4 separate regions of the Homo sapiens genome follow, and regions 1, 2 and 3 are each linked to region 4. The links are chromatin loops, found by intact Hi-C in ENCODE. Cell type or tissue: CD4-positive, alpha-beta T cell. All regions are shown on one strand. Region 1 overlaps NELL2 (neural EGFL like 2). Region 2 overlaps NELL2 (neural EGFL like 2). Region 3 has its middle 56 kb from the start of NELL2. Region 4 holds the start of NELL2 (neural EGFL like 2).

What was found. Hi-C counts contacts between places; a loop is a spot of excess contacts. Peaks named below come from ENCODE experiments on the same cell type or tissue, not always from the same donor. Only the 100,000 strongest peaks of a DNase experiment are listed, where the experiment ranks them.
Region 1: it touches region 4 in a loop (10-fold over the local background); 14 of 110 quality-filtered maps call a loop at or near these places.
Region 2: it touches region 4 in a loop (11-fold over the local background); 9 of 110 quality-filtered maps call a loop at or near these places.
Region 3: it touches region 4 in a loop (3-fold over the local background); 7 of 110 quality-filtered maps call a loop at or near these places.

What each region holds. Positions count from the first base shown.
Region 1 is chr12:44,771,898-44,779,897 of GRCh38, forward strand. It overlaps NELL2 (neural EGFL like 2), which reads right to left. Exons shown (of 20, transcript NM_001145108.2): 4 at 7,952-8,000; 5 at 7,766-7,862; 6 at 5,345-5,417; 7 at 5,145-5,227; 8 at 4,125-4,253; 9 at 2,850-2,952. Among named protein-coding and RNA genes, the nearest start is that of NELL2, 100 kb to the right of the region's middle. In CD4-positive, alpha-beta T cell, CTCF peaks have their summits at 3,079 (motif pointing right) and 3,290; a DNase peak (open chromatin) is centred at 3,114.
Region 2 is chr12:44,808,484-44,816,483 of GRCh38, forward strand. NELL2 (neural EGFL like 2) reads right to left here. Exons shown (of 20, transcript NM_001145108.2): 3 at 7,503-7,653. Among named protein-coding and RNA genes, the nearest start is that of NELL2, 64 kb to the right of the region's middle. In CD4-positive, alpha-beta T cell, CTCF peaks have their summits at 3,779 and 3,983; a DNase peak (open chromatin) is centred at 3,788.
Region 3 is chr12:44,928,211-44,936,210 of GRCh38, forward strand. No RefSeq gene overlaps it. Among named protein-coding and RNA genes, the nearest start is that of NELL2, 56 kb to the left of the region's middle. In CD4-positive, alpha-beta T cell, CTCF peaks have their summits at 3,002 (motif pointing left) and 3,206; a DNase peak (open chromatin) is centred at 2,971.
Region 4 is chr12:44,870,753-44,878,752 of GRCh38, forward strand. It overlaps NELL2 (neural EGFL like 2), which reads right to left and starts at 5,563. Exons shown (of 20, transcript NM_001145108.2): 1 at 5,063-5,563; 2 at 4,473-4,601. The coding sequence starts at 5,117. RefSeq lists enhancers at 5,686-6,187, 6,188-6,687. In CD4-positive, alpha-beta T cell, CTCF peaks have their summits at 3,357 and 6,025; DNase peaks (open chromatin) are centred at 3,329, 4,449, 5,589, 6,059 and 1 weaker place; H3K4me3 peaks cover 4,688 bases; H3K27ac peaks cover 390 bases; H3K27me3 peaks cover 900 bases.

The DNA of each region.
Region 1 (8,000 bases), 99 kb before region 4:
CCAAAAAGTGACTGGCCACATGCACGTGTTTCGTTCATTTCAATCTTGGCAGAGTCACATTCAGCAGTTAGGTTATACGCTTTACCTTCCAAGGGCTTTAGAAACAGTAAGCTATTAATCTCTTTAAGCTGTTTTCAATAATAATCTATTTTATCAGGTTTTGTCATTAAAAAGGCAGTTGAGCAGAAGCGTTTCAAAGATAGGATCAATGTAGGGTCTAAGAAGAGGGCTTATATTTATATTTAAAAGAGTAAAAAACATAGGAATTTACTTCTACTCCACTAAAATTAGATTTTCATAAATTATAACAGTGACACTACTGTGGAATTAACATAGGAAAATAAGACTGTTTCTCCTCACATGCAATGGTGATACACACACACACGCACAAACACACATACAAGACATCATAGACATGTGTAACTATTGGTTTCTCCCACTTTTTTTAAATACATATGAAAATCTGTACTATTTAAGTCAGTCAGTCAAAGGATTACTATTACATTTATTTTAAGTGTTATTTGTCTTCTACAAGACTTTTCAGAAGCACATTTTCTGGATATTGTCAGTGACTTATTTTTAAATTGTGCTTTGCAGAGACTCATTCCCAAAAAGAACCGCTAAGAATATTCACCATATGAACTAAATGCTTATTTCCCTAAGGGGAAATATCTATGGCTGTTTACTGAAATGTCTTGCTAGCTCTAGTAAAATGTTAAATTCATTAAAACTAAAATTTCAAATCTTTGAAATAACAAGCAAACATAAGCATGAACCCTCTCTATTCCTCTCTATTCCATGGTACTTATATATCATTAAATGTGAACAGAAAGATAAAGTCGCTTAATACTTATTATTTTTTAGCCATATCTAATGAGGGCCTATGGCTTTTTTTTTTCATTATGTTGTGGTCTGCTCACTGATCACTCACTTCCAGCTTTAACTATTTTCTATATGAAGCAAACAGTTGGTTTTCAATCATTAACACCAAAGACTGCCTGAAACACTCTTCATTAATGAATCTCAAAACATTTTATCATTTCATTATGTCTAACCGCATGTTTATTGGGAAGAATTCAAGCATTAGTCCGATTTAGTCTGCAGTTTACTCTTGGTAACACAGGCAAATGGTAAGATGAGAATTGAAATTCACTTCTGACGAATCTCTCACAATGGCCCGTTATTTCAATCAACCTGTATCTAATAACACTGACATCACTTAATGCAAATCTGTCATATCCATGAATAACAACATAAAATTATGGATGTAAAGAAAGATAAAAGAAGTTAAAGCAGGGCAGGGCACGGTGGCTCACGCCTGTAATCCCAGCACTTTGGGAGGCTGAGGCGGGCGGATCACGAGGTCAGGAGATCGAGACCATCCTGGCTAACAGGGTGAAATCCCGTCTCTACTAAAAATACAAAAAAATTAGCCCGGCGTAGTGGCAGGCACCTGTAGTCCCGACTACTCAGGAGGCTGCGGCAGGAGAATGGCGTGAACCTGGAAGGCGGAGCTTGCAGTGAGCGGAAATCACGCCACTGCACTCCAGCCTGGGCGACAGAGCGAGGCTCCGTCTCAAGAAAAAAAAAAAAGAAGTTAAGGCAAAAAGTATGATTCCTTGCTATTGTATTATGAATATGAAGCCATATATGTATATATGGTCCTTCTTCCTTCCTCTTTCTAACCACCTACAAACAAAACTATATATTGCCACAAGCCTCCTTTTATTAAGAGAAGTCCTAGAAAAATGCAGATTATTTCTCACCAAGGAAATTAGCTAGTGACATGTAAGAAAAATTGTATTCAATCCTTCCTAGTTCCACTGAATCGACTTGACTAGGCTAATACAGTCTTATGAGACGGACTGGCTTCAATGTAAAGCCTAATAGAATTAAATATAAATGCCTTCCTGAGGGAATTAAATCAACGGACTATGAAGCAACTTCTTGATTTTTCTCTGATAGCTTGTCACCCTCACCAGCAGTAGCACATTGCTACTGTCTTTCTCTCCACCCCGCCGCCACTTCTCCCTACTTTGTCTTTTTGAGAGTATACATATAAATACACTTGCATTTACAGAGCTCTATATATTCCACAAACTTTAAAACAACTCAGTTTTCATGTATGTTACTACTCCTTTGTGGAAAAAACAGCAAAATTTTTAAACACTCTTTTTAACAAAGGTTTAAGTGAAGTCTTTTAAAGTATAAGAAACATAAATAAATTATTTCCATTATTTATTGAACGATCTAGAACCCAGTTAAGGGTAGTTACAGATGAGTCAAAAAGTATTTTCTGACAACCGAAGTGAACTGCTATATAATGACTGCTAAAAGGCAGAAAAGCTTCCACACATGGTGGTGTGAGCCTTTTTTTCCCTGAATGAAGGCCATGGCCCTTATCTACACTGGACAATCCTATAATAATGTGGACTTCTGTTGTTTGGGCTAATGGAACAGCATATCTTCTGCTGCTGAAGGCCACTTGTATCATGGATTTCTTTGGTTATTGCAGCCGTGTGAACCATTCTTAACCTATTTGGGAGACACTTACAATAAATAGTACAATTAGTGAAATAACTTCCAGTAAGTTTCTTACACATGTTTCCTACTACTATCACTATATGGAATAGATTACTCCAAGAAAAAATTGTCCTACTGGAATAGGGGCATAGCATTTTAAAATGGAAAAGAACTAATCAACCAAAACAGAGAAAGTATTCTTCCTTTATTCCATCACTTCTGAAAGCTATTTAGCTTGCCCAGATTAAACCAATGATGGGTGAATACTTATTAATACAGTGCTTTATTTTTCCAAAGAAAGTATTCATCATAAAAGTTATGCTCACATTTGCATTCCTTACAGCATTTGCCATCCACATACGCAAGAGCCGACTTAAGTGGGCAGTCAGGATTTGGGCAGATTAGAGTTTCACACTGGATGGTTCCATTCTGAAAAGGAAACAATATTTAAAGAATTTCCATGTTAGAGTTTAGTAGTTTTCAAGAATTTTTGAATTCATTCCTTAAATTTTAAACTCTTCATGTGAAGAGAACAGAACAGGCCATTCATTGCCAGGAGGGGAGGCGGTGCTGACAATCACCACAAGGAGGCGCCAAACTGGAGACAGGACCACCGCAAGGAATTTGATTCCTAAAGGTGGCCAGAGCTCCCAGGTAGCTGGCTGCTCGGGCTTCCCATTTTATTGACTTCACTATACCACATTCCGTCTTCTACTCAATTTAACCTTTGCTCCCCATTTAAAAAATTTAGGAACATATCATGTTCCTGAATAAAAACTGTATCATGCACACGAACATGCACGCACGCACACACACATGCATGTGCGTGCGCACGCACACACACACACACAGTTCTGAACTACTTTTGATCTTTTTATATGCATGATATTCTGTTTTTGAATAAACTGGATGAACTTTGAGAAATTTTTTTAAAAGCCTAATTCACATAGATGTCTGACTTCTTTCCAGAAAACCAGCTTTAACAGATGAGTTCATGTGTAATTTAAAAGTTTAAAACCAAACTCTTTGAACTTTTCTTTGAAAATGAACATATATTTCTGAAATCATAATGCAATAAAATATTCTACTTCATTAGCGAGCAATTAGCAAAATCACATTTATTTAAACTTTATAATTTGTATTCCACTGTATTAATAAACTATTAGATTGTCCCAATCATTTAAACTCTATCTAATTTGCTTATATTGCTCAATCTGGACACAATATTTAATGCTGCATATGACTTAGTTTCATGAAAATGCATTCATGAAAACACAAGGGAGAAAAATCTCTGGAAATGTTAAGGATAAGAGGATAGTCTTCTTTAGGAATCACTTTACCTAATTTAAATTGCTAACTTCATGTGTGTACCAATAAACTTAAACTTTATAGCATTCCTAAACCATAATCATCTTTAGAAGCTAGAAAGTGTTTTTAATAATGCAACACAGTTCTTTAGATATGACCAGGTTTGTTGACACTTTAGTGTTGTGTCTTGAGGAAATGGGTCTTGAAATTTTCATGATTACATTGTTTTAATAAATTTTTAAAGAGTGGGAGCATCTGAGTTCCCTTAGTCTCAACTCAAATAGAAGCCATACCAGGCATGTGCAGTTCTTACAGCCGTCTATCCAGGACTCAAATTCTCGGTAGGTGGTTCCCTTCATGGTGCAAGTCCTTTCACAATAGCACTGATCCAATCTATTCATTCGCTGTTCAGCTCGAGACAGCTGTGGCACAAAAGAACGGGTTTTACATTGTTCATCCTTCCAGCAACACAGAAATGTGAAACACTCCGCAGGTATCTTTTTTTTAAAGTATGTAGCAATGATGATGGCTGTGCTTATCAACCACTTGCCATAAACATATTTAAGACTTTAATTTAATTTAAAAGAATGTTTTTTTCTCTCCTCTTCTTTTTGTGATAAATTTGCTCCCTGCCTTAGAAACAAACAACATAATTTATAAGACATAAATCAAAGGTTAATTCAAAACATCACTCAAATGCAGAGAAGCACTTTCCATTTAAAAGAAAAATGTTTAATTTCATTTATATGCTTCTTCAAGTAAAAAAATAAAATTCAGAATTTATGTTGTATAAGAAACAAATCATACACCATACAACACAACCATCAGGTATTCTGTAACTACTATACAAAATTACAAGTCTAGTGAAATTGTAGGTAAACCTGACATATGCTTAAGATATTAGTAAATAATCCTAGAACTGTAACATAGTGGTAGAAAGCATTTATGGGACCATTTCTTTGATACAATTCTGGTGTCTATATTCTTTACACTGTCCTACTGCCTCCTTGCTTGTAATGAAAAACTGAATAAAAATAAATAATAATAAAAGCTAAACAATAAATCCTCCTGTAGTAAGCAGTGTATAAATTAGGTAATCTGCCTCATTCCTGATTTACTGAATTATTTGTTATACAGATGGCTAGGGTTTTAATATTTATAAGCCTTTCCTTAAGCAGAGATTTAGATTCAGTCCTAGCAAACAGTATAGTATAAGAAGAGCCTCGAAGGTGAAAATCTATGGTTATAAATGGAAGTATTGGGAACATCAAGGATTTTTAAGCTTCCACACTGTATTCTTGAGTAGCTTTTACCTTGGCTGATGTTTTGGCTAAAATATCCTGTAGCTCCATGATTTTCTGCACAAGTCCATGGAAGTCATTGCAAGTTGGACAGGCTGGAATTACAAACACTACATTTGGTCAAGATGCATTTATAAGGGGTTCAATCTGGTTAAGTCTATGCTGACAAGTAATATATGGGGACTCCACAGTGCAAGAACTAATAGACTTACTGCGATTAAGATCTGGGCACTGAGCAATAAATCCCTGGGGCATGACAAGTAATTGGACATCTTGCATTATACCCTGTGTGTGAAAAATAGAAAAAAAAGACATATTACTTTCATTTACCCAAATTATGTTCAATGGTCAAGTTCATGAAGGAAAATATTACAGAACACACTCACTAAAATCCCTGAGTAAAAAGTCTTTGTTAATACATTATTTCCACTTCATACCAAAGGGAAAGAAATTCATCAGGCACAATAGATGATTACCCATGTATTCTCTTATTGATAATGTTTTTAAAGCCTTAAGATTAAATGTCAAGATATAACTAAGAGGCAATAGTTATGTTGTTTTGAGAAGTTATTTTTAGTTAGCCACTGACGGGCTTGAAAATGACCTTTAAAAAAATCAACCTGATAATAATTTCTAGCTTCAGCAACTCTGAAATTGATACCAATTTTAAATTAACTTTAATTATTAAAGAAAAGGATAGAAAAACTGAGTCATGAAAGCATGCTCATTTGAGCATCTCATGAAAGTGGGATCTTTTAAAACTAATTTCTCAATTTAAAAAGGACAATAGATTCATTAAACAGCTACAGCAAAATATAGTGATGAGTTCTTATGAGTACAGAAAGTTTAAAATGAAAATTTTTTAAATGTCAGCTGGAAATGACCTGTTTTACATAGAAAATTTTATCACATGTTTATAGGCAAAATTTACATGCATACTTAGTCATTAAGGTATAATTAGCTTCCAGCTTGCTGGGCTCCTAAAGCAAAGACCAATGGTGGCTCAGAAATGATCTATCAGACACATCCAGCTGTCTCTTTTATCTGCCACACTCCCCCCATTTCTTCATGGCCTTTATATATTTTATTAAATTAATATTTTACTTTATCCATTTGAAAAATGCAAACAAAATATCTAATGATAGGAATAACTGTACCAACATGACATCAATATAATTTTAAACGTACCTATAAAGATTTACCAGTCAAATACTGGTCTCTATGTCTTGTACATGTTTAATCTGATTAATAGCATGTATCAATGTGAACGATAAATATTTAAGTATTTTTACTGTGTGGGTATTACTGGATCCAGTGTGTGCTTGGGCCTAGATTGATGAAATAAATTGTGTACCAACTCCTATCACTTAGAAGCAGCAACATAAAAACAAGGCTATCGTGTACGGTTATATAGTTTATGCACTGTACAACTCTAATGGATACTATTTATGGACTACAATAAAGAGAATGACCCCCAGAGTTGTACACATAATTGACATGTGGAGATTTTGAGGCCACACTTAGGCTCCATGGGAAGGACTGTCACGATTAAATAGAGATGAGATTTGGGACTCACAGCACACATCTGCTATCCCTTACCTGGGAAAAGCGCATGGTTTTAGGATTTGCAAGCATGGAACCAATTTCCTATTTGTGTCACTTACTATTTGCCTATCTTTAAGCAAGTTACTTTACCCCTCTGTGCAGGTTTATGCATAATAAAACAGAAATAAAAAATGACCCTGCATCAAGACTAGCAAGGCTACTATTAGATGGAATCATATATTTCAAGTATCTGGTTTCCTGGTAACAGGCAATGCTTAAATAAGTTCCCAAAACACCTTTATAGAATTATAAACTTTGCTTAGAAAACAATTAAATTCACTGGTATGTGATCTACCTTGAAATCTATGAGTTGAACTATCACTTATCATTGTTTGATTTGGTAATCATTCATCGAGCCACTTCCATGTTGTAGGGACTGTCATAGCCACTGGGGGAAAATGATTGCACTATGGGCTTGTAGTCAAGCAATTCTCTGGACTTTATTTCTTCATCTTTAAAATATGGAAAGTTAAATGACATGTCCCTTAGAGCCTCTCCAATGAAGAAATTCTATGAAGTGTTGTCTCCAAGTACATATTAAAGGAAAAGATATAAATTATAACTGCTTTCTCTTTTGACAGATTTGTGCACATATGTGTATTCCTTTCTCACTTTCTGCAGTACAAGGAGACCATGAATAATATATACTAAAAAGCTTTCAATCCGCTATTAACATCTTTGTAAAAGTATCATCAAAGGTTATATTTCAGTGGTGGAGAGTTTATTTGTATGTTAACATTTTAGATTTTTATTGCTTTGAAAGGTTAATTCAAAGAATGACCTGTTAACTGCCCTGATTGCAGCCTTGTGATCATTTCTGTAATATCTAACAATTAAACTCATTGAAAAAAGAAGAGAAAATAATGTTTGCTGGCTAAAATATTACTGTTTAAAAAAATGAAACAGACACAAATTTTCTAATTTACAAATCAAATTATTTTGTTTCACACCATAAAAAGTAAAATCTACTTTTTGAAACTCATTAGAAAGCATTTACATTTCATTCTCAGACTTTTGCCAAAAGATACCTTAAAATATCCATGCGCATTATTTCTCTGTCCTAGCCAAAATGTTGTGCCTAGAGGCAAGTCTGTGGAGGGCTTTTCTACTACCCTTTCATAAATTCTGCAAAAAAGAAACATCAAAGAAGGAACGTGAGTAGACAGTCATTTCTTAGAATCTTCCATTTCCTAAAATGAGGACACTACACTTACTTATTGCAGTCAATGTGTAAAATCAAATGGGAAGCACTGATGGCTAAGG
Region 2 (8,000 bases), 62 kb before region 4:
ATAATGATATAGAAACACTTCAAGAAAATAAAATCTAAGTAAAGTTTTTTAATTATGTAGAAATTGGAGTTTGAAATTTTAATTTATAAATCCTATTATCTTTAAAGTTATTTATTAAATAAAGTGCAAGCAGAAAGTAATGAGTTTAGTAGCTTTTATGTCAGTCTATTAATTTCTTCCATAATAAACAAAGTCATTTTTTAGTTCAGAACCATTAAGCCAAGCAAATATTGCCAGCAAGTTTAATTTTTACTTACTAATGTCAAGAAAGAAAAATGGCTTAATACATGACAAGCACTCACAAACATGAAGACACATTTTTTCAGCCTCATACATAAATACATTTTTACTCACCCAGAATGTATAATTAATATTAAGAGGATAGAAAAATCTCATTTATTTCACCTGAAGTTTATTAATACAGAAGATGATGACAAACTACAGGACAGTTTAATATTTATTTGCAAAGCTATTGCCACAAATTATCTCCATGTATGCTATCTGCAAAGCATTCAAAGTCAGAAGCATAAATAATGCCTGGATATCAGCAAAATTCCTAATAAACCCCTTGGAACAAATTTGTATATCTAAAGTCCAAGATTATTTTAAATAAAGAAGAAATATTATAAACCACAGAACAGAATCTAGGCAACTACACCAAATCACATGAAGGATAACATAAGGATTTTATTTATCCTGAAGAAACTGCAGTTTTGTAAAACATGGAAGAAGGAAACAGTTTCTTTGGAATTTTCAATAAATTTCTTTTATTTTTACTGATAAATATACTTTTGCTTTTCAACAATCCTTTATATTTTTCATATTTCTCTTCTGTTTCCTGTATAAATGGATAAATGAATCAATATGTTAAAAATATTTCTCTATTCTCTATTTACCTTTCGAAACACAATAGTCAGAAAACTATAATAATGAGAGAACTCCTTTAATCAGCCTGAGTGTCTTAACTCTTTCCAACAACTGCCATATATTACTGTCTGGTTTTTTTTAGGTTATGCTGCTGATGGTGAACATACTGAAATGACTGAAGAGCCAAAACTCTTTTTACACTGTGCTCACATGAAGTTTGTGGCTTAATTTTTAATATCAGCCTCTATTTAAGGAACACCATTTGAAACCAGCATCTCAGGTTGGGAGGCCAAATGAAGCTTTGTTCATGGCACACCAGGGCACTGCTGATGGAGTTCCCGGGAGTTTCATAATTATGCCACTTGGTTTGAAGCTATGTTTCAGTGCCAAGGTTTGACTGAAGCCCTCTTCTTAATTCTGCAACAGTGTGATCATCTGCCCTTCCTACTTTCTTCTTGCTTTTAGTTCACTTCAGATACCCTAGAATCCAGAGCATGCCCATTAATCCATATGTCCAAACCAAAAAAATTGTGTGATTAGATATCCAGCATTAACACCGTGGCTGAGATGTTGCCATATAGCTTATTACAGTTGTCATTATTCTCTAAGAACTTGACTTATAGCTGTTTCGAGGCAGTGGCTGCCAGTTAGTGAATTCCTCATGCTAGAGTTAAGGACATTTCAGGATGGATTAGGCACCCTGCATCAATATAGCAATTTGAACATTCTCCAAATCCTACCACTCTAGCTTGATGAAAACTTTGTGATGCCATTTATGATTCCTGATGTACTCATAATAACCTTTCTCTTCATCTTTTACTCATTTCTTCATCTACCAAATATTTATTTAGCATCTGTGTATGACATCATGACAGATGTAATAGAGTTTGCAAGTTTAATGCACAATCCTTGACAGCAGAAAACCTTAACATCTAATCAAAAATTATTGTCAACTATGTAAATATTTTACACAAACACACAAATTCACCTGAGAAAAGGATGAGAAAGCTGCATTCCACAGCATTAATGGGGTTATCGCTAAATGTCAGAATTATAGGCAGTGGTAAATGTTTAATAATTGGCTCTCTGTTCTCTAGAGACCCAATTCTAAGCTATTGGTTCATCTGCCCATTTGTATTGGAAAGAGAGTATTTAAAAAGTATGCAAAAATAAAGGTTCATTGAAAAAGCATATTTTTCAAAGCCCTGTTTTGTAGCATCTGCTGATTTCCATGGAATAATTACTCATACCATGGCCTATTTCAAGCTACTAATGTCAACCAGTTCACAAAATTTCAGCCCCTAAAGCCAGTAGGCAAGCCAGCTCCAGCAAACCACTGACTGGATGAGCTTCATTTTCTTCTTTATACATATTTTTTTGTTTTTGAATGCCTTAATGATAATAGTGGCTGCCGTCAGGGATAGAAACTGGGTCGCAGGGGACAGGAATGGAGTGCCTTTTACATTTTGAACCTTGGGATGTATTACCAATTTTTTAAGAAAGCTACAATTTAGATTTTTAAAAGTTAAATTATGTATTTGTTACAACTGTAATCAGAAGCAGTAAATGATATTTTAATGTCTCATGAAATTAACAAACATGTATACACATAAAATATTTAAATAACAATGAAATACATGCGGCCATAAAAAAGAATGAGTTCATGTCCTTTGCAGGGACATGGATGAAGCTGAAAGCCATTATTCTCAGCAAACTAACACAGCAAAAGAAAACCAAACACCGCATGTTCTCACTCATGAGTGAAAGCTGAACAATGAGAACACATGAACACAGGGAGGGAAACATCACACACTGGGCCTCGCAAGGGGTCAGGGGGAAGGGGAGGGAGAGCATTAGGACAAATACCTAGTGCTTGCAGGGCTTAAAACCTAGATGACAGGTTAACAGGTGCAGCAAACCACCATGGCACATGTATACCTATGTAACAAACCTACACGTTCTGCACATGTATCCCAGAACTAAAAGTAAAAAAAAAAAAAAAAAAAAAATTAAAGACATTATATGTTAGAATGCCAAAAAACTGGCACAAATTTTTTAAATACATTGGAAACTGATGTAGGAAGAAATTAATGTAAACTGGAAAGGTCAGTGAAAGCTTCCTGGAGATATAAGCGCAGTTCTGAAGTACGTGCCGGATTTGAACAAGCAGAGAAAAAGAAAAAGGGTGACACATAGATGCCGAGCAGATAGGTCACTGTGCCTGGCTAGTATTTATACTCCTATCGCTTTACTCCATTACCACGAGTGCTGAAGCTACCATTCCCACAGTCTCCATCAGTTCCTACCTTCTCCCTCTTTAATTAGGCTTCAGAGCAGGCTTCCCAATAAGCTAGGTGTTCACTGCAAATAGCCCATATGGAGATAACACTGGAGTCAGGAACAGACATAAGGAAGAGAGAGCCAGTCTCACATCACCTCTAATAATAATATTAATGTTCATTTCATGTTTATTCTATAGCAGAGACTTTGTAGTCTAACTCACAGAGTCTAAATTCACAGAGGGATAGCTCAAGCTCTTGCTCTTGCTCAAGATCTTGCTCTTGTGCTTTCTCCCAGGCAGGCAAGAACATGTGCTCAGAAGAAGCGTCACAATGCCACTGCCACCCCATCTTCCCCCCAAAAAAACCCAGAAAAATAAGCATCCTTCAGCAGGGCATGCAGAAGAGTTCTTACTATGGTGAACTAGAATGCACCCATTGAAGCGCTGGACCTACACCTAATCACTGTCAGTTGGAAGTGACTGAGTTACATTGAGAAAAGCAATTTACATGCAATGTGGTGTGAAGGACACAGTCTACTTACCAGGCCTTCATATAGAAGGCTCCACTGGCACATTGAGCAGGAAAACTTGGTTGTATATGACTGTCTTGCATATTACCAAGAAAGTGTCTCCAAAGGGGGCAGTGTTGCTTCAAAGACCTTCATACCTAGATGTATGTTATCAACATCACTGTGGATCTGCTTTTTCTGAAGTGACCAGCTACCATAAAGTCCCCTGAACTTGTTCTCTAAGGACACTTACTACCTTGACCACAAAAGGCCATATGAGAAATATGTGTATGGTTTCAGTGCCAAGAATGGTTGAATTATCCTAATTATTTAACAAGGTTTTTATCCTTTTGTTTGCTCTGATTTGTATATGTTTCATTTTATCTTGTCCTGTAGATATTTCTATAAGCCACCTTAAAATTTTTGTGAAAGAAAGCAGAAAATAATGAAATAAGTGTTTAGGCAATGATGAAACTAAATAGATGAGTGAGGAAAAGCAAGATAACTAAAGAAAGATAGCTTCAGCAAGAAGAACAGGAAAAAATCCAATACAAGCCATAACAGAAGGTCTGTTGAGATGATAGAAGGCAATATCACAGGGCATTAGTAAAAAGACTCAATAATAAAAAGTGGGTTTGGGTTCTGGCTCTGTCAGTAACTAGCTAAATGATGCTGAAAAAAAGGCAATAAAGAACCTAGTTTAATGATCTCCCATAGACACGGAGAGACCAGATAGCACAGAGGTTCAGCAGGTGGGCTCTATAATCACACTGATGGAAAAGCCTACTCCCATTTATTCCCATGGAACCTTTAAGAACTTATCTCTAAGGCTTGTTTTTCTTATCTTTGAAATGAAAATAAGAGTGCTGATCTTGTATGATTATGAGAGGTTTGTGAATTTTTATAGCTAGTATTTTCAAGCACTCTATATGGATTTACAGAGGGGGACAATTGAAGTACAGAACAATTAAGTAATTTGTACAAGGCCCCAAAAGCAATGAGTGGCAGAGCTATGACTGGAATATATGCTGTCCATCTCCAGGTCTACACTCTTAATCACTCTTGAATACTGATGATAAATGAACTAATCACATGTAATGCATGGAGCACAGTGCCTGGCACATGGTAAGCCTTTAATAACTGTTAGCTTACTCAGCAAATGAAAGTGCCTTACAAATCTAAATTATTTTCCACATCATAGAATGATATACTATATCTCAAATATGATATTTGTTCAATAATAACCTATCTAGATAATATCTACATAATTTATAATTTCCTAGATAAATTCATAGACATTGACAGAGATACAACCATAGACTGAATAAGTAAAACAAGAAATTTCAGAAATAATATAAATTTTAAAGGTATAACTAGAAAACCTAACAGCTGAGCACAAATACTTATGTATAAGAAATATTCATCATATTATTATTTATTAAAATTTACAAAGTAAATGAGTTGAATACCCAAAAGTAAGGGGTTGATTAAACAAAATATGGCGTATCAATACACATAGACAAAAGGACTGGATTAAAATACGACAGAACTTCAACATTAGTCTTTTAGTAACATGATTGTATCAATTTTCCTATTTCTTTCTGTCAGTTTTCCAAATTTTTTCTACAACGAAAACATACTTCTATAATCTAAAACAATAAATATTATTTTCAATTGAAATAAATACATTTAAAGCCCTGCCTATAACTTTAATAAATCTACCTCACAGGAAGAGTAAGAAAGGATTTGCCTGACAGCAAACCACCTGATGAAGGTCAGGTATTTCAGTTGCCCATATCTTTAAAATGTTTCAGTTGCTTAAAAAAACATTAAACTATTTTAAGAAGTATTAGGTGGAAAAAGTTTGCAGATTGCAAGAAGTCTGTGCTGGTCAGAGTGTGTACAGTTAAGGTGTTCGACCCTGGGAACCAATACAAACACTGACCATCTAGGACTCACAGTTGAGGGAAACAGACCCATTGAAATGCTGCCTGACAAGCCTCAGGAGGAGCAGATGGAGGGCCCTAGCACCAGTTAGCACAGAGACAGGAGCAGTAAGAAAGGAGGTAGCAGTGGCCATCATCTATGTAAGGGATGTCATCTGGAAGAAGGCTGGGTGAGTTCTATGTCTCTACAAACAGGGAAGTGGGAGAAAGTCACAGGGAAGCAAAATCTAATGTGCAAAATTAAGGCGAAATTTTCCTAGCATGTAGAGGTAATCAGAAATACAACAGGTTGTTCTGCAAATGAACAATCTTGCTTTATTACATGTGACTCTTGTTGCCTGAAAGCTCAATGGACATGGGCAGAGACACACTGCTATAAACAAGGAGCTCACTGGATCTCAACCACATGAAGACAAGGCCTCTCCCTGCAACCAAAAACAGACTGAAGGGAATAGCCCAGTGAACCCTTGAAGATGGGATTGCTCCCTTTCTTGCTCTTCCCAGTTACCAGGTGAGTGTTAGGATGGCACCCTCCCCTCAAAAACAGGCCAGAATCTGGGAGGAAAGAAACCCAAGTGAAGGGCCTGGGAAATTATCCTTTGGAGCTAAAGATGTAATTAAATGGGGCCTCAAGCCCCAAGAGCAAGCGAGATAGTATGTCCCTAGGAACCTTCCTCACTAAGTCAGCCTTGCTATATTTTGTTCTCCACATAGATTTTCTTACGTTTGCTCTTTAGTATTTAGTAAAGATGTGCAAAGTCCCAGACTGCCTCATCTGCGATAAGAGAAACCAAATAAAGAGATTTATACCCATGCTTGGACAGGATCATTAAAGTTTTTATATAGGTAAAGCATTTTATATGTATAAATTCTTTAATCCTCACAACAACTTATGAAGCAGTACTATTATCCTCAATTTACAGATGAGGAAATTGAGATACAGATCTTAGGTGACTTCCCCAATGTCCACAGATAGTAAGTGGTGGACCTTCCCAGAACTGTGGTTATTCTTTCCAGAAGGAATAATCTTAAACTATTTGGTATTACTTCATAGCAATTTATGTATATGTCAAGTATCATGAATGACTTTCTTCTTCTTCCTCCTTTCCCCCCATCCAGAGCTCCTAATCCTGTCTCACATATGACAAAGGCTGGAAGATAGTAGACACCATTTTTATACAATCCATGTCCAAGAAGACAGCTGTCACTGCTGCCAACTATGAGGTAAAAAAGGAAGTTGTCTGTCAATGATTACAATTATACGACTATTAAACTCTAAACCCAGACAATTTTACAAAGCATTAGAATATAATATTTTTGTGGATAACTATTCACAAATTAAGAAGTATGTTTGGCTTTAAAATTGAGAAATATACCTCTTGAGGAATTCAGTAATGAATAAATCTGTTTTAGGAATAGCAACTTCTTACTAACCTGAAAAGCAGCAGCTCCTTCTGCTTTTAGGCAATTACTTTCAATTACCTGTGTTTGTGATTTTTGTATAATGTAACAAAACCATTCTATCTTAAACCAATCTTTGTGTTGTTGTTGAGACGGAGTCTCGCTCTGTTACCCAGGCTGGAGTGTAATGGCATGATCTTGGCTCACTGCAACCTCCAACTCCTGGGTTCAATCAATTTTCTTGCCTCAGCCACTCGAGTAGCTGGGACTACAGGCGCGCGCCACCAAGCCCAGCTAATTTTTGTATTTTTAGAAGAGACAGGGTTTCACCATATTGGTCAGGCTGGTCTTGAACTCCTGACCTCGTGATTTGCCCACCTCGGCTTCCCAAATCATAAAGAGATATACAAGAGAAGAAAGCTTTTGTTTACTTCTCTTTAATATATTCATTTAACCACATATAATGAAAACACAGGAAACTCCAGCAACCACATTTACCTGTGATCCAAGTGGTGAATTGAGAGAATAACTCCTGAATTTAAGTGGGTCTGTTTTAGGGTCACCAAAATAGTAAATTCATGTTTATTTCTCAGCTTCTGAAAAAACTGTTCAGCTGTAGCAGTGGATGCTTTTATGCTTCTGGGAGTATCTAAAAAAGAAACAAACATATACTAAGAATAGTAGAATTTGATTTTATGAAGTATCTTTTACATGTAACATCTTTCAAAAAACTTTATCAAGTTTATCAGTAGCAGCTGATAAATACTGAGTTTCAGACTCTTGGTAAATTATTTTTCAAAAAGACTTTATGCTATATATAATAACACAGGACAATAAAATCACACATGAATTACTGAACTTAGGTTTCAGGAATCTTTTTTCAAAAATGTCACCTTTGAAGCAAAAAATCAAAAAACCTTACTTGGGGACGTATACTCCCAAGTTTTCTCTACACAATTCCTATATTCTAGATAACACAGCAACATCAGTGTCAAC
Region 3 (8,000 bases), 57 kb after region 4:
GAGCCAAGATCACGCCACTGCACTCCAGCCTGGGCGACAGAAGGAGACTCCGTCTCAAAAAAAAAAAAAAGAAGTTTGGTTCTCACCAATGAAGTTAGCCTTACTATTATAAATTTGAGAATGATTACTATGATTACTACTATTGCCACTCCTATTAGAACACTGCGTGGATGTGACTTAACAGTTTGCTTACTATCTATGTGAATAACTATGTAGAAAACCCACACCAAGACCTTTAAACACCAAACACTTTGATCAATACTGTCACCCAAATAATTTAAGTTCCATTGACTCTATTGATTGACAGATTATCACTTGCTCAAACAGGCTGACAATAAAACGCAAGGACTTCAGTCTAAAACGATTTAATCATCAGGACCGTAAAAGACATACACGCTGAGGCAAACGCATTGAATTGATTATTTAATTTTGTGTGTCAGTTAAGGCTTGCAGTACCTCACACAGTGCCTGTAACAGAGGGATCAATAAATACTGAATTAAATATGCTACTAAGTAACTGTTAAATGGCAACTGGACAGATGGTTAAATGACAGACTGAAGGAAAGAATCATTCAGTCAATCGATTTGAATCACGAAACCTTCTGCCATTAGATGTGTGTTGCCCTACTTTGCCTGTCTAATTGTGCTTTGTGCAATTCTATGTACAGCCCAGTTGATCTTTCTGGCATCATTCAGTCAATCAAAGAAAACTTAGAGTTTAGGTTAATTTAGGATTGCAATAAGCCTTAAGAATTTGATTTTTCTATGAAGACTTCACTTTACCCAAACTCATCTCCTTGGGATGACCACCTGCCCACTTTTTGAAGATATTCACAAGTGTGCTTCCTTTAATAACTTTTAGGGGCTTAGCAACAGAATATGTGGGAAATCTTCCCTAATAAATGACACAAAAAGCACTTCAGCAGCAATTTTAGCTCATCAAGTATTTTTTAAACTCATTCTTTTCTTTTAAGAAGATCACAGCATTTTGGAATAGAAACATTGCATCTTTTGACTAAGTCTGTTGAGAGGTAATAAATTTGGTGGGTTTTAAGTATTTTTAAAATTTACGCAGAGTTCACCCAGTAGAACCTAGGTGGGCTTGTACTTTATACATTGAAAAAGTGAGATGTGGGCAATTTAGGGGGTAAAGAGGAGGAAATAAGAGCTTCCCTTTTACCCCAGTAGCCCTTGTCTTAGCACTTTGCTAAGGAAACCTCTGGCTTGCAGCCAGTATCATGATAACTTGACAAGTCCCCTTTGCAAAAGTCCTTATTGTGCCTTACATAAACAGCACAATTAGAAAGCCTGACCTACTCCTTACACATTACAAACAGAATATTTCATACTAAAATTGGCAGACTTCACTAAAAGCTACCTGACATGGCAGTTGCAAATACAATGCACGTTAGTGGTTTAAAGTGCAGGCTCTGGAGTCATAAGAACTTGCCTTTAGATCCCAAGCCCCACTCACCAGCTGTCTGACCCCTCATGAATTATTAAATTTCTCTAAGCATCAGTATCCTCATCTGTGAACGCAGAATAATGCTACCTGTTCCATACAACTATTGTATGAATTAAATAAAGGCATGATGTGCTTGACACATAGTAGGCTTTCAAAAACATAATTAGTAGTAATGGAAATAAGTGTATACATGGCTAAACTACTTAAAGCACCAACTAAAAGAACAAACATATCTGCTAATGTACATTCAGAGCTTTTAAACTTAATCATGGCTTTTCCACCCACTCACCACTATAAGATCAAAATTGAGAGAAATAGATAAAAATGAACTACAACCTGTCTTCTCTTGCAAGAGTTTTCTAATTAGCACACTAACTAATTCACTCCTTACAAATGTGCTATTCATAAACACAAACTGTTGTCTCAGACACTGATAACTTACGTGATTTTGTGAATGTAAATGCATTACAAATTGATTTTAATTAGACATAATTAAGAATTACACACACTAATTTACTTGTTTTCCCTTGATGTTTGGGCTTTTTACTTAATAAATTTCTGATTCTAACAAGGAGACTGTGTTAGGGCATTAATTAAAATCTTTAGTATTTGGGGTCAATATGTAATTTTTATTAAACTTACCAAGTATGATCAAAGTGAAACTTAAAAATAATTCACTGCCAAAATATTTTAAATACAAGTCTTCCAAACTTATTTTAAGCAATGTTTGTTTTTTGAAAGGAATAATAAAATTTTGTTTTCCTAGCAGATCCAATTAAAACTGTCCTTTGCACATAAAAGGGCTCAAAATCATTACTATAAACTGATTCAAATGCAAATTTATCTGGGAACTTTGGCAAGTCTTAACTTCAAAAGGATACAACTAAAAAATATTTAGAACAAAACTGAGATGCAAATTAAACACTAAAATATTTACTAAAAAGAAATTAGTCCCATATCTAATATGTTTTTCTGCACAAGACTAAACAAATTGAATTTTTTAAAACAGAATTTAATAGAAGACCCTCCTGTCAGATCAGACAGACCCAGGTAATGCTGGTATTGCTGGGCTATCATAAAGAAATGGATTAAGCCCTATGCAATAGCTTTAAAAGTTATTACAAAAGACATAGAAATATCCAGTGAGTTAAGCAGCTCAGATTTTGAACACCCAAAGTAGTACTAAAAAACATTAAAATTCTATCCATAAGCTTTAAAAAATAATTTCTAATTCATAGCATATAAACAAAGGGTAGACTATGTTTATTTAAGAAACTGCACAAAAATAATCATATCTCATTTCTGGTTATAATTTGTTGTGTACTAATTCCTGTTATTGACTCTTCTATGGCTATTACCATGGACTTCTCTAAAATATATAGTAAATCAGGCCTATTATGAAGTAACAGCCTTACATTCTTTCTTATGTGTCACTTTTATACAAAGGAAGGAAGGGGAGGATACTTTTAAAAATAAAACCCTGAGCTGCTCTATTCCAAATAATTGGAAGAACTACAGCGCCATCTTGTGGAATAAAGTAACTAATTAGTGAAATGCTTTGATTCTGTTAGGAAAAAAATTGAATTTCTTGGCCATCAACTCTAGTTTCTTTTAATGATCTATTATTTTACAACATTTTAGTCTGGAACATCTGTCAAACAGCAAAAACTACTATTATGCTAGAACACTAACGTATATAATACAGTAACCAGGTGATTTATGGCCGACTATGTCACAGATAAAGAAAAATACAAAGTTAATATTATACGTTGCCCTGGAACCAAAGAAAGAATCTGGAAGTTTGGACTTTTGTGTCCTTTTTCAAAAATTGAAAGGCAACAAGAAAACCCTTAACATGGCTGAGGTGCAGTTTCTGAATATTTATTAAAGGAGCATATCCTTTAATACCCATAATCAGAAAGAAGGAAGTAAGTCAAGGAGGCTTGGGAGGAAATAAGGTTGGGTAGTTGGAATCAGAATGTTTTTATTTCTTTCTTCTTCTTTGTTCAATTAATAAAATTTCTTCTGGCAGCCAAGATGGCCGAATAGGAACAGCTCTGGTCTACAGCTCCTAGCATGAGCGACGCAGAAGATGGGTGATTTCTGAATTTCCATCTGAGGTACCAGGTTCACCTCACTAGGGAGTGCCAGACAGTGGGTGCAGGACAGTGGTTGCAGCACACCGTGCGCGAGCCGAAGCAGGGCAAGGCATTGCCTCACTCGGGAAGTGCAAGGGGTCAGGGAGTTCCCTTTCCTAGTCAAAGAAAGGGGTGACAGATGGCACCTGGAAAATCGGGTCACTCACACCCTAAAACTGCGCTTTTCCGACAGGCTTAAAAAACGGCGCACCAGGAGATTATATCCCGCACCTGGCTCGGAGGGTCCTACACCCACGGAGTCTCGCTGATTGCTAGCACAGCAGTCTGAGATCAAACTGCAAGGTGGCAGCGAGGCTGGGGGGGAGGGGTGCCCACCATTGCCCAGGCTTGCTTAGGTAAACAAAGCAGCCAGGAAGCTCGAACTGGGTGGAGCCCACCACAGCTCAAGGAGGCCTGCCTGCCTCTGTAGGCTCTACCTCTGGGGGCAGGGCACAGACAAACAAAAAGACAGCAGTAACCTCTGCAGACTTAAGTGTCCCTGTCTGACAGCTTTGAAGAGAGCAGTGGTTCTCCCAGGACGCAGCTGCAGATCTGAGAACAGGCAGACTGCCTCCTCAAGTGGGTCCCTGACCCCTGACCCCCAAGCAGCCTAACTGGGAGGCACCCCCCAGTAGGGGCAGACTGACACCTCACACGGCCGGGTACTCCTCTGAGACAAAAGTTCCAGAGGAACGATCAGACAGCAGCATTCGCGGTTCACGAAAATCCGCTGTTCTGCAGCCACTGCTGCTGATACCCAGGCAAACACGGTCTGGAGTGGACCTCTAGCAAATTCCAACTGACCTGCAGCTGAGGGTCCTGTCTGTTAGAAGGAAAACTAACAAACAGAAAGGACATCCACACCAAAAACCCATCTGTACATCACCATCATCAAAGACCAAAAGTAGATAAAACCACAAACATGGGGAAAAAACAGAGCAGAAAAACTGGAAACTCTAAAAAGCAGAGCGCCTCTCCTCCTCCAAAGGAACGCAGCTCCTCACCAGCAATGGAACAAAGCTGGACGGAGAATGACTTTGACGAGGTGAGAGAAGGCTTCAGACGATCAAACTACTCCGAGCTACAGGAGGAAACTCAAACCAAAGGCAAAGAAGTTAAAAACTTTGAAAAAAAAGTAGACGAATGTATAACTAGAATAACCAATACAGAGAAGTGCTTAAAGGAGCTGATGGAGCTGAAAGCCAAGGCTCGAGAACTATGTGAAGAATGCAGAAGCCTCAGGAGCCAATGTGATCAACTGGAAGAAAGGGTATCACTGATGGAAGACAAAATGAATGAAATGAAGTGAAAAGGGAAGTTTAGAGAAAAAAGAATAAAAAGAAACGAACAAAGCCTCCAAGAAATATGGGACTATGTGAAAAGACCAAATCTACGTCTGATTGGTGTACCTGAAAGTGACAGGGAGAATGGAACCAAGTTGGAAAACACTCCGCAGGATAATATCTAGGAGAACTTCCCCAATCTAGCAAGGCAGGCCAACATTCATATTCAGGAAATACAGAGAATGCCACAAAGAAACTCCTCGAGAAGAGCAACTCCAAGACACATAATTGTCAGATTCACCAAAGTTGAAACGAAGGAAAAAATGTTAAGGGCAGCCAGAGAGAAAGGTCAGGCTACCCACAAAGGGAAGCCCATCAGAATAAGAGCTGGTCTCTCGGCAGAAACTCTACAAGCCAGAAGAGAGTGGGGGCCAATATTCAACATTCTTAAAGAAAAGAATTTTCAACCCAGAATTTCATATCCAGCCAAACTAAGCTTCATAAGTGAAGGAGAAATAAAATACTTTACAGACGAGCAAATGGTGAGAGATTTTGTCACCACCAGGCCTGCCCTAAAAGAGCTCCTGAAAGAAGCACTGAACATGGAAAGGAACAACCGGTACCAGCCACTGCAAAATCATGCCAAACTGTAAAGACCATCGAGGCTAGGAAGAAACTGCATCAACTAAAGAGCAAAATAACCAGCTAACATCATAATGACAGGATCAAATTCACACATAACAATATTAACTTTAAATGTAAATGGACTAAATGCCCCAATTAAAAGACACAGACTGGCAAATTGGATAAAGAGTCAAGACCCATCAGTGTGCTGTATTCAGGAAACCCATCTCACGTGCAGAGACACACACAGGCTCAAAATAGAAGGATGGAGGAAGATCTACCAAGCAAATGGAAAACAAAAAAAGGCAGGGGTTGCAATCCTAGTCTCTGATAAAACAGACTTTAAACCAACAAAGATCAAAAGAGACAAAGAAGGCCATTACATAATGGTAAAGGGATCAATTCAACAAGAGGAGCTAACTATCCTAAATATATATGCACCCAATACAGGAGCACCCAGATTCATAAAGCAAGTCCTGAGTGACCTACAAAGAGACTTAGACTCCCACACAATAATAATGGGAGACTTTAACACCACACTGTAAACATTAGACAGATCAATGAGACAGAAAGTCAACAAGGATACCCAGGAATTGAACTCAGCTCTGCACCAAGCGGACCTAATAGACATCTACAGAACTCTCCACCCCAAATCAACAGAATATACATTTTTTTCAGCACCACACCACACCTATTCCAAAATTGACAACATACTTGGAAGTAAAGCTCTCCTCAGCAAATGTAAAAGAACAGAAATTATAACAAACTGTTTCTCAGACCACAGTGCAATCAAACTAGAACTCAGGATTAAGAATCTCACTCAAAACCGCTCAACTACATGGAAACTGAACAACCTGCTCCGGAATGACTACTGGGTACATAACGAAATGAAGGCAGAAATAAAGATGTTCTTTGAAACCAACGAGAACAAAGACACAACATACCAGAATCTCTGGGACACATTCAAAGCAGTGTGTAGAGGGAAATTTATAGCACCAAATGCCCACAAGAGAAAGCAGGAAAGATCTAAAATTGACACCCTAACGTCACAATTAAAAGAACTAGAAAAGCAAGAGCAAACACATTCAAAAGCTAGCAGAAGGCAAGAAATAACTAAAATCAGAGCAGAACTGAAGGAGATAGAGACACAAAAAACCCTTCAAAAAATTAACGAATCCAGGAGCTGATTTTTTGAAAGCATCAACAAAATTGATAGACCACTAGCAAGACTAATAAAGAAGAAAAGAGAGAAGAATCAAATAGATGCAATTAAAAATGATAAAGGGGATATCACCACCGATCCCACAGAAATACTAACTACCATCAGAGAATACTACAAACACCTCTACGCAAATAAACTAGAAAATCTAGAAGAAATGGATACATTCCTCGACACATACACTCTCCCAAGACTAAACCAGGAAGAAGTTGAGTCTCTGAATAGACCAATAACAGGCTCTGAAATTGAGGCAATAATCAATAGCTTAGCAACCAAAAAGAGTCCAGGACCAGATGGATTCACAGCCGAATTCTACCAGAGGTACAAGGAGGAACTGGTACCATTCCTTCTGAAACTATTCCAATCAATAGAAAAAGAGGGAATCCTCCCTATCTCATTTTATGAGGCCAGCATCATCCAGATACCAAAGCCAGGCAGAGACACAACCAAAAAAGAGAATTTTAGACCAATATCCTTGATGAACATTGATGCAAAAATCCTCAATAAAATACTGGCAAACCGAATCCAGCAGCACATCAAAAAGCTTATCCACCATGATCAAGTGGGCTTCATCCCTGGGATGCAAGGCTGGTTCAATATACACAAATCAATAAATGTAATCCAGCATATAAACAGAACCAAAGACAAAAGCCACATGATTATCTCAATAGATTCAGAAAAGGCCTTTGACAAAATTCAACAACTCTTCATGCTAAAAACTCTCAATAAATTAGGTATTGATGGGACGTATCTCAAAATAATAAGAGCTATCTATGACAAACCCACAGCCAATATCATACTGAAGGGGCAAAAACTCAAAGCATTCCCTTTGAAAACCGGCACAAGACAGGGATGCCCTCTCTCACCACTCCTATTCAACATAGTGTTGGAAGTTCTGGCCAGGGCAATTAGGCAGGAGAAGGAAATAAAGGGTATTCCATTAGGAAATGAGGAAGTCAAATTGTCCCTGTTTGCAGACAACATGATAGTATATCTAGAAAACCCCATTGTCTCAGCCCAAAATCTCCTTAAGCTGATAAGCAACTTCAGCAAAGTCTCAGGATATAAAATCAATGTACAAAAATCACAAGCATTCTTATACACCAATAACAGACAAACAGAGAGCCAAATCATGAGTGAACTCCCATTCACAATTGCTTCAAAGAGAATAAAATACCTAGGAATCCAACTTACAAGGGATGTGAAGGACCTCTTCAAGGAGAACTACAAACCACTGCTCAATGAAATTAAAGAGGATACAAACAAATAGA
Region 4 (8,000 bases):
AAAAGATTCTTCTGATTACACAGGGCTCACCCAGATAACCTATGATAGCCTCCTAATCTTAAAGTCAGCTGATGAGCAAACTTAACTTCCCCTTGCTGTATAACGTAACCTATTGTTTGGTTCCAAGAATTAAGACATGAACATCTATGCAGGACCATTATTCTGCCCACCATAATATATATTTCCATAATGATAAATTTTCAATTCTGCTCTATTAGTATAGCCTACCATGTAACCTGGTTCCTGCTTTCCTCATATACTTTATTTCATATCACATGCCCTATGTTTCTACTTCTCTAGACTTCCTCCACGTTCTCAAATGCACATTCATCCCATGCTCAGAACCTTGCTCACACACTAGTCCCTTTGCCTATCCCCATAGCTTCTCTTCTTTGGACTACTCTTACATATCCTTCAACTATCAGCTTAAATGACTATTCTTCAAAGATGGTTTCCCTGAGCCTGAGACTCCCCTAACTAAAATATAGATTCCCATTATATCTTCAGTTTTTCTTCATATAATTTATCTTAATGGTGATTAGGTCTGTAACTATGTAATTGTTCAACGGCTATTTTTAAGACACTATGAAATCAAAGTTAAGTTCTAACGTCTTCATTTGTTATGTGCCTAACACCTAGCAGTATGCTAGTTTCCCAAAAATAACTTATTTGAAAGAATGAAAGTAACTCGCTTAATTGTCATAACAATGATCATTTTATAATTGAGGGTACTGGAGCTTAGAGAAATTAAGTAACTTCACCACAGTAAAACAACTAATGAAATTCCACCTCAGTCTATCTTGTTTCTAAGTGCATCTCTTAAACACTGTGTTATTCCACACTATTTGGGCACCAACAGCCATCACTTCAAAGTCCACAGATGCTCACCAACCATCATACTGAAGACAAATTAGTGCCACCTCGATTTCCTCAATGCAGTTACCTTTGCCTACTAAAGTCCATGGTCTATTACCAAATGCCTATTTCACTCTGCGTAACACTGGCATAAGAGGAGACGTACGACCTTTTTTTCCCTTTAAAACCTTAAAGTTTTTTACAAATAACTACTAAGCTTATTTTCAACTTAACAACTTGTAAAAAAAACATGCTTTGATTTTATCCACTTCTCTTCTATGGATTAATGAGATTATAAAATCTGTTAACACTTCAGAAGAAATTGTATTAAACCAACAGAGGAAATTATCTACTTTGGGAACCTGGCCAGATTAATTGTTAAAATCAAAGATCTAAAAATCATGCTAACATTGCTAGAAAGTCCTAGAATGGTGCTTCTGTATACTCTCATTCCTGATCCCTCATGTACAGAGAGGAAAAAAACATTATTATGATCATTATCTTGGGGAATACTTCCTAGATTTTAGAAAGTAGAACCCTTTATAACCTTTCATAGGTCTTTTTATTGTCTACATTCACTCCTCTAATTTTTAAAAGCATAATAAGTGTATTTTTGTGGCTGCAAGTCAGATTATAGCTAGAAATGACTAGAAAATTGCCTGGATTCCTTTTTTGAAAATTATGGTAATTGGCAAAGATCAAAAGCCATATTTATTAAGGTGTAATCTAATTTAGCATCTTATTACTTGAATTTCCAAAACAACTATAAATCAAATTTCAACAACAACAAAACCATTTTAGTGATACTATAGTTGCTATTATTATTTTTAAAACATATGACTTTAAAATATATTTCCATTTGTTTTTATTAGGTATAGATAATAATAAATTTACGAGTTTCAAAAGGTATTGAATTGCATGCATCTCAAAATCCACTAAGGAGAAAAACTGGCACAAGGAAAAGCAATATTAAATGAGCAAAAATCACTGGGAAAGTATATGTTGAGATTTCTTTATTTTAAAGCTAAAAGACAGAAGAAGATGGTTACATTACTGCAGGAAAAATTTGATGGTCCAAAAATCTCTTCCATCTATTTAGAACATATCTGATAGCACAAAGAAACTTATATGATAGGTTCATATGAAACCTGAGAGCATCTCACGGATTTTGTAATTTGTTACTATTCCTGCTATGACTATGTATAGTGTATATGTATATACCGTACAAAATATCTGCAGCACCCTCAACTCACTGTAAATAGAATCTATAAAATCTTCAGTCTGTATATTTTTTTCTCTCTAAAGCCAAAGGAAATCTCAATGAAGCAGCAAGACTCGGAACTGACTTCTTAACAAGTTTCCAAATGCTATTAGCAAAGACCTTGCCAAGGTAATGCGAAATTCCATGCATGGCCAAAGGGCCACCTTTTGTCAATTTCATAATCCGAATCTTAGAATAAAAGAAATCACAAGAGCATAATCAATACATCAGTAATATATGCCTACTGAGAACATGGCATGCAGGAAATACTTGCTGATTGATTGGTTATATTAAATAAAGTCCATAATTTGGCAGAAAATGAAATTTTACACCTTCAAATCTCATAAACCATATTTGTTAGGCATTTACTCTGTCTAAATATTGAGCTCGGCATCAACAAGGAAGGAAAAACAACCAATTCATCAATGTACATGGATATCTAGTTACTATGGACAATTCAAACAAAACATTTTATATGCCTTATGTATTTTGAACACCTACCTTGAAGAATTTGACAATTTAAATAAAAATGAATAACTAAACATTTTTAATTAACCAGGAAAAGTTATCGATTCCTGAGACTATTTCCTAAAAATGGTTTAATTTTCTAGCATCAGAATATAAAATGCACAGTCCTGAAGGTTTCTATTTGTGACAGATCAGACACTCTTCAGAGGAAACTAGGTAGAATACTAATAAAATTTAAAGGAGCTTTGTAAATTTTAAGAGCACTACAATACCATTTGTTTATTAGGAGCTTTAGATTCCATAAAGCTTTCCAGTTACTCGAATTGGCAGTCCTGAAATAACTTTGTTTCCAGTTCATAGGGATTAAAAATCAGAGATAAAAACAACACAATACAAAACAACAACAACAAAAAAAAAAAAACAGAAGGTTAACCCTACTGACACTTCTATTCAACTGTGTGAAATTCTGCTGACAATGTAGCCTTATCTTCTTTATTATATTTGGTCATTGTTTTTAAAGGATTCAATATCCAAGCCCCACCCTCTTATAAAAGACCCTTAAGTGAATAAAACATTACCATAAATATTTGTTACAATAAAAAATTAACTTAAACATAAAATTTAAACAATAATTTTTAAGCCAGAAAATTGCATTTTAATTTTTTATAAGAGCAAACTTGTTTTAAGTAAATGTAACACATGTGAATTTCCTCCTTTCCCAACTCTAAGCTTTGGTTTTAGTGTCCATGGTGACACATACTGGCTATATCAGGCAACAACACCACTACAGAAACACTCAAGTTTTATTTTATTTCTATTTCTTGGTAGCATATTTTCCGAAGTGGTTTCCTTTTGCATATCCAACTCTTTAGTAATTATGAATTGCACTTTCAAAGCCATGGCACCAAAATAACAACAACAACAACAAAAATCTGGGTGAGGTAGGGCAAGAAGCTTTAGTCCATTAGATATGTTAAACCAAACTCCATTCTCTTTTGCCTTCATGTATTCTTCACCATACATGAATCTAGTCTGTCTGTACACGTTTAGCTACCTTTTAGAAGCTCTTATTACGGCAACTTTCCACAAACAAGCAATCCTCAAAAGCTCTAATCAAAGTTGAAGGTTTGCTGCATTGGAATTTGCTTCTGACTGCACAACACATTTAAATATAATTTGAGATGTAGACATTTGTGCCCAGCCAATATCCATTGACTTCAAAAAAAAGTTGTAAAATCGTAAGTACACAATTAATGATAATATGAGATACACTTCTAGATTAACATTTACTTGAAATCTTTCCAAAATACTTTTGAGACCATTATTCCCTTTCTCTTGTTATTGGTGGATGAAGGAAGAATGAGGGTCTTTCAAAGATAAATTTTGCCTCAAATATACTGCGACTGTGATATGCAGTAAGTAAAAATATTCAGAGGCATTAATTTTTCCAGAAAGCTACCCCCATAAAACAATTCCTCCAAGCAGGGCACCATCGTACCTGAAACTTTCAGAGATCAGTGTCTTAACTAAGATTAAGCTATCCTTTTTCCTACCTAAATCAATTTCACCCAAACGAGGCGTTTGTGTTATAATTCATTGTTCCCCAGATTCTAAAATCAACCATCTGCCATAGGAGTTTCTGCTCAGTAATTAAGGGACTATCCATTAGAACTGGCAAGAGTACAAAGTACGAAGGAGAAGGGTGAGGCAGGGGAGAAAAAACCACTTAAAAGAGATAGGGATATGTGTCTCACACTGGCCCTTCTACACCTCAGCTAAAGTACTGTCATCCATGAGGCAATACAAAGTTAGGACAAGCGGCAAGAGCAACTCCTGCCGGGGTTATCGGAACTGAAATCACAGTGGGGATGCAGCACGCCGGGCATACCTTGAAAGAGAAAGGCTTTCGTCCCATTATGCAGCCCCGGGACCTGACGCACTCCGGTCGTGGACTCCCCAAGTTCTAACTCTGTTAAGACGTCAATCTGTAGGGAAGGGTCCACACCAAGCCCCCAAACTGGTGAGGGGTATGAGGTGGGAGAGAGAAAAAGGAAAAGCTCCATCAAAATGCAAGTCTCTTCCTCCAGGGCAGCAAAGAACCGCGTTTTCGCGACAATATTGGGAACTGAAGATGAGAGGCGACTGCCTCCTCCTCCGCCGAGAGCCTTACCTGAGATCAGCAGCCAAGCTTTAAATAGCGGAGCACCCAGTCCCGTTTCCATGACCTCCTTTAAACCCTTCTCTCTGCAAAGTTCCCCCTCAGCCCTCCGACCCTGGACTAGGGGCGTGATCCGCCTCGCGGTCTCCAAGGCAAGCACAGAAAAAAAAAAAATCCATATCCAAACCCGCCCCCTTACTCCAAGCTTCCCACTCCAGACCTACTTTGGGTCCGGGAAAAGCGAGGCTTCCCCAGCCAGCCCATGCTGCCCCGAGGCGGGAGCCATCCCTTTCCCCAGCCCCAGCTCTGCGGCCACTCACCTGCTCCGAGACCGAAGATCAAACAGAATGTTCTCAGTAAGACCCGAGACTCCATGGTGCGGATCAGCTCAGTCCATCGTCTCCCTCTTTAAAAATAAAAATAAAAATCGAAGAGGTTCTTGGAATCAAGCGGGAAAATAACGTTTGTCTCTCCTGCTGCTGCCTCGGATTTACTGATCAGTAGGATTAATACGCTTTGGTTGCCTAAGAAAGAAAAGGGAGGCCTCCCCAGGCGCGTGAAGAACTTAGACCCTCCAATGCGCACATCATTCCCACACGCAGGGCCGAGGCGGCAGCGCGGCCCGGAGGGGGCCCGGAGGGAGGGGTCGGACTCGCCCCGGCGCGGCTCCGTCGGGGAATTAGCTCCCGAGCCGAATAAAAGCAGCCAAAGACTCGCACACCCGGTAGAAGGGGGGCGGCCCCAAGAAAGCCCGGGCTGGGGCGGCCCCGCACCCCCCCGTCTTCCCCGCCGCCCGAACCTGTTGTAAAGGCAGAGACAATGGAGAAAGCTCCGGGAGACGCGCGGAGAGACTGCTCCTCCGGGGAGGGAGGGGCGGGCCGGGGGAGGCGGGGTAAGGAGGAGGGAGGGGCCGCCGAGGGCGAGGCCGGCGCTCAGCGTCGGTCTCCCGCACGGTCTCCTGGATGCCAAACCCGGTCTAGGGAGCCCAGGAGCCGTTGCAGCCTCAGCTCTTCTCCCTCCCTCTCTCGATGACCCGGGCAATGCCAACCTCCTTTCGGGATTGAAAGCTCTAAATCCAAGGTGCTAAGTTGATGGGCGGTCTTTGCTCTCACCCCTCGATTTCGGGCGCGTGTCTTGAAAGACAGGAGAGAAAAAAGACCACCCAGCTGCAGGAGGCAAGGCTGGAGCGAGTAGCGCTCGCCTGCCCTTTAAGCAAAGGAGGGAAGCCCATGTGCACTCGTGCACTGGGCTCCGGAGCAGCCCCGGGGTGCAGGGCACTCCCCCTCCAGGGCGTGCGGAGGAAGGCCACCAAAACACGCTGCACTGCCGAGGTGGAGCTGGGCAAAGTAGGTAGAGACTGGTGGGGACGGATGGCGAGCCTGGGAAGCCCCGGGTGTCCTGGTGGAGAGGTTCCCTGCCGGGGGCGGGGCGCTGGAGAGCTTCCCCGGCGCGGAGAGCTTCCCGGGCGCGGAGAGCGCAGAGAACTTGGCCAGGAGGTGCTGGACAGCTCCGGAACCCGCGCGCCCCCTGCCAAATAAAGCGTGGAGACCCGGACTCGGGCTCTCTGGGACCAGCATACAGCAGAAGGCAAGGGGAACTGAGCCAGGGCGTCTGTTCACGCCGAAATATCTACCTACATAGAGGAGATGGTTAGAGAGAGAGAGAGAGAGAGAAATAAATAAATACGTAAATAAGCAGAGGGAGGAGATGGAGCCCAGGCGAGAGAGAAGAGCCATCCCACTGTTGACCACACTCATGCAGGCTCTACCTGCCCTTCACCACATATGTCCGGGACCATAAAAGTGGTGTCCTTTGAGATCCATTTTTCAGCAGGCACATGTATGTTCAAGATCAATGGTACATAATATTTTTTGAACATAGCCCTAAAATTTTTAGGTAAATTTTGAGGAATGGCATTCCACTTTCATTTTGGAAAAGTTAAGAGTTTAAAAAACCATTATGGTATTAATCTGTACAAAGATCAATTGGGTTTCTTAACCTTCCATGCAAACATGTGGGTACTGAATTCTCCAACTGGATACTAACAGCTACAGTTACCAAAATGCCTACTGGGTAGTCTGAGCCCCCTGCAAGGCAGGAGTATAATATACATTTTATCTATAGATATATAGTTATAGATATTATCATATAGTGGAATACATATACTATATTATACTATAGGGAAAGAGGTATTTTTAGATCTGCCCTTAGAATTTTTAAGACAAAAGATTCAGAATTCGGGAGCTCTTTTAAATTAATTTTTAATTCTCTCTTATCGAATTTCCCATTTAATTCTATTTGTAACTTTGTAAAGTTTGAGAAATATTTCAGTACTTACAAGTGATAAAGGATTGTCATATGCAATTTCCCAAATTTGAAAAACTATGCCAAATAAATAATACAATTTAATTAATCAATGAAAAGAAATTAATCATCAGAGAATTAAAGACCTTTCTACAGCTGTGCATCTAAAATATTCAATTGTAATAAGTATCTACAGAAGCTACACGAAATAAATTTTAAATAACGTAGCATTTAAAATGCTATCATTAGAGAAAAGAATAAAACATAAATATACATATGCACATATATATTTCCACATAAAAGTCCTCCTAACCAACCTGTGTTCAACCAACTCATGAAAGTAGGGATACTCTCGAGTTTCTCTGACTCTCATCCATATGCTGAAAGCTGGTGGTTAATGGGCTTATCTCCAGTACCATACACACTGAGGCTCCCTCCAGAACAGTGGTATTTGGTACCCAAAATAATTCTAGTTGAACCTGCTACTGTAATTATTTGACCTAATTAAATAGTATGGAAATCATTAAAATATGAGTATGGGGAGGTGTGAAGAGTTGTTTCTCTAAAACTAAGGTATAAGGTTTGGAAACCCATAGTAAAGGTGAGCCATTGTATTAGCTAGGGCAGAGTTTCTCAACCTGGGCAGGAGTTTTCAACATTATAACTACTAACATTTTGGGGCTGGATAATTCTTTATTGGGGCTGTCCTGTGCCTTGTAGGATGTTAGTTGAATTCTTGGTCTCTATCCACTGAATGCCAGTATTTTCAGTATTCCATTTTATCTATGTGTTCTTTTGACTATATCTCTTTGTGAAGCTTTTAAAATTGGTATTCTAGGGAATACAATATACATACTTAACTTTTCACCTTCTACCTAGAGTCCATACATTACCACTTCAGTTCGAATACAGAAGCTTTACTACCACATCAAATCCCTTTATCCTCAACTCTTT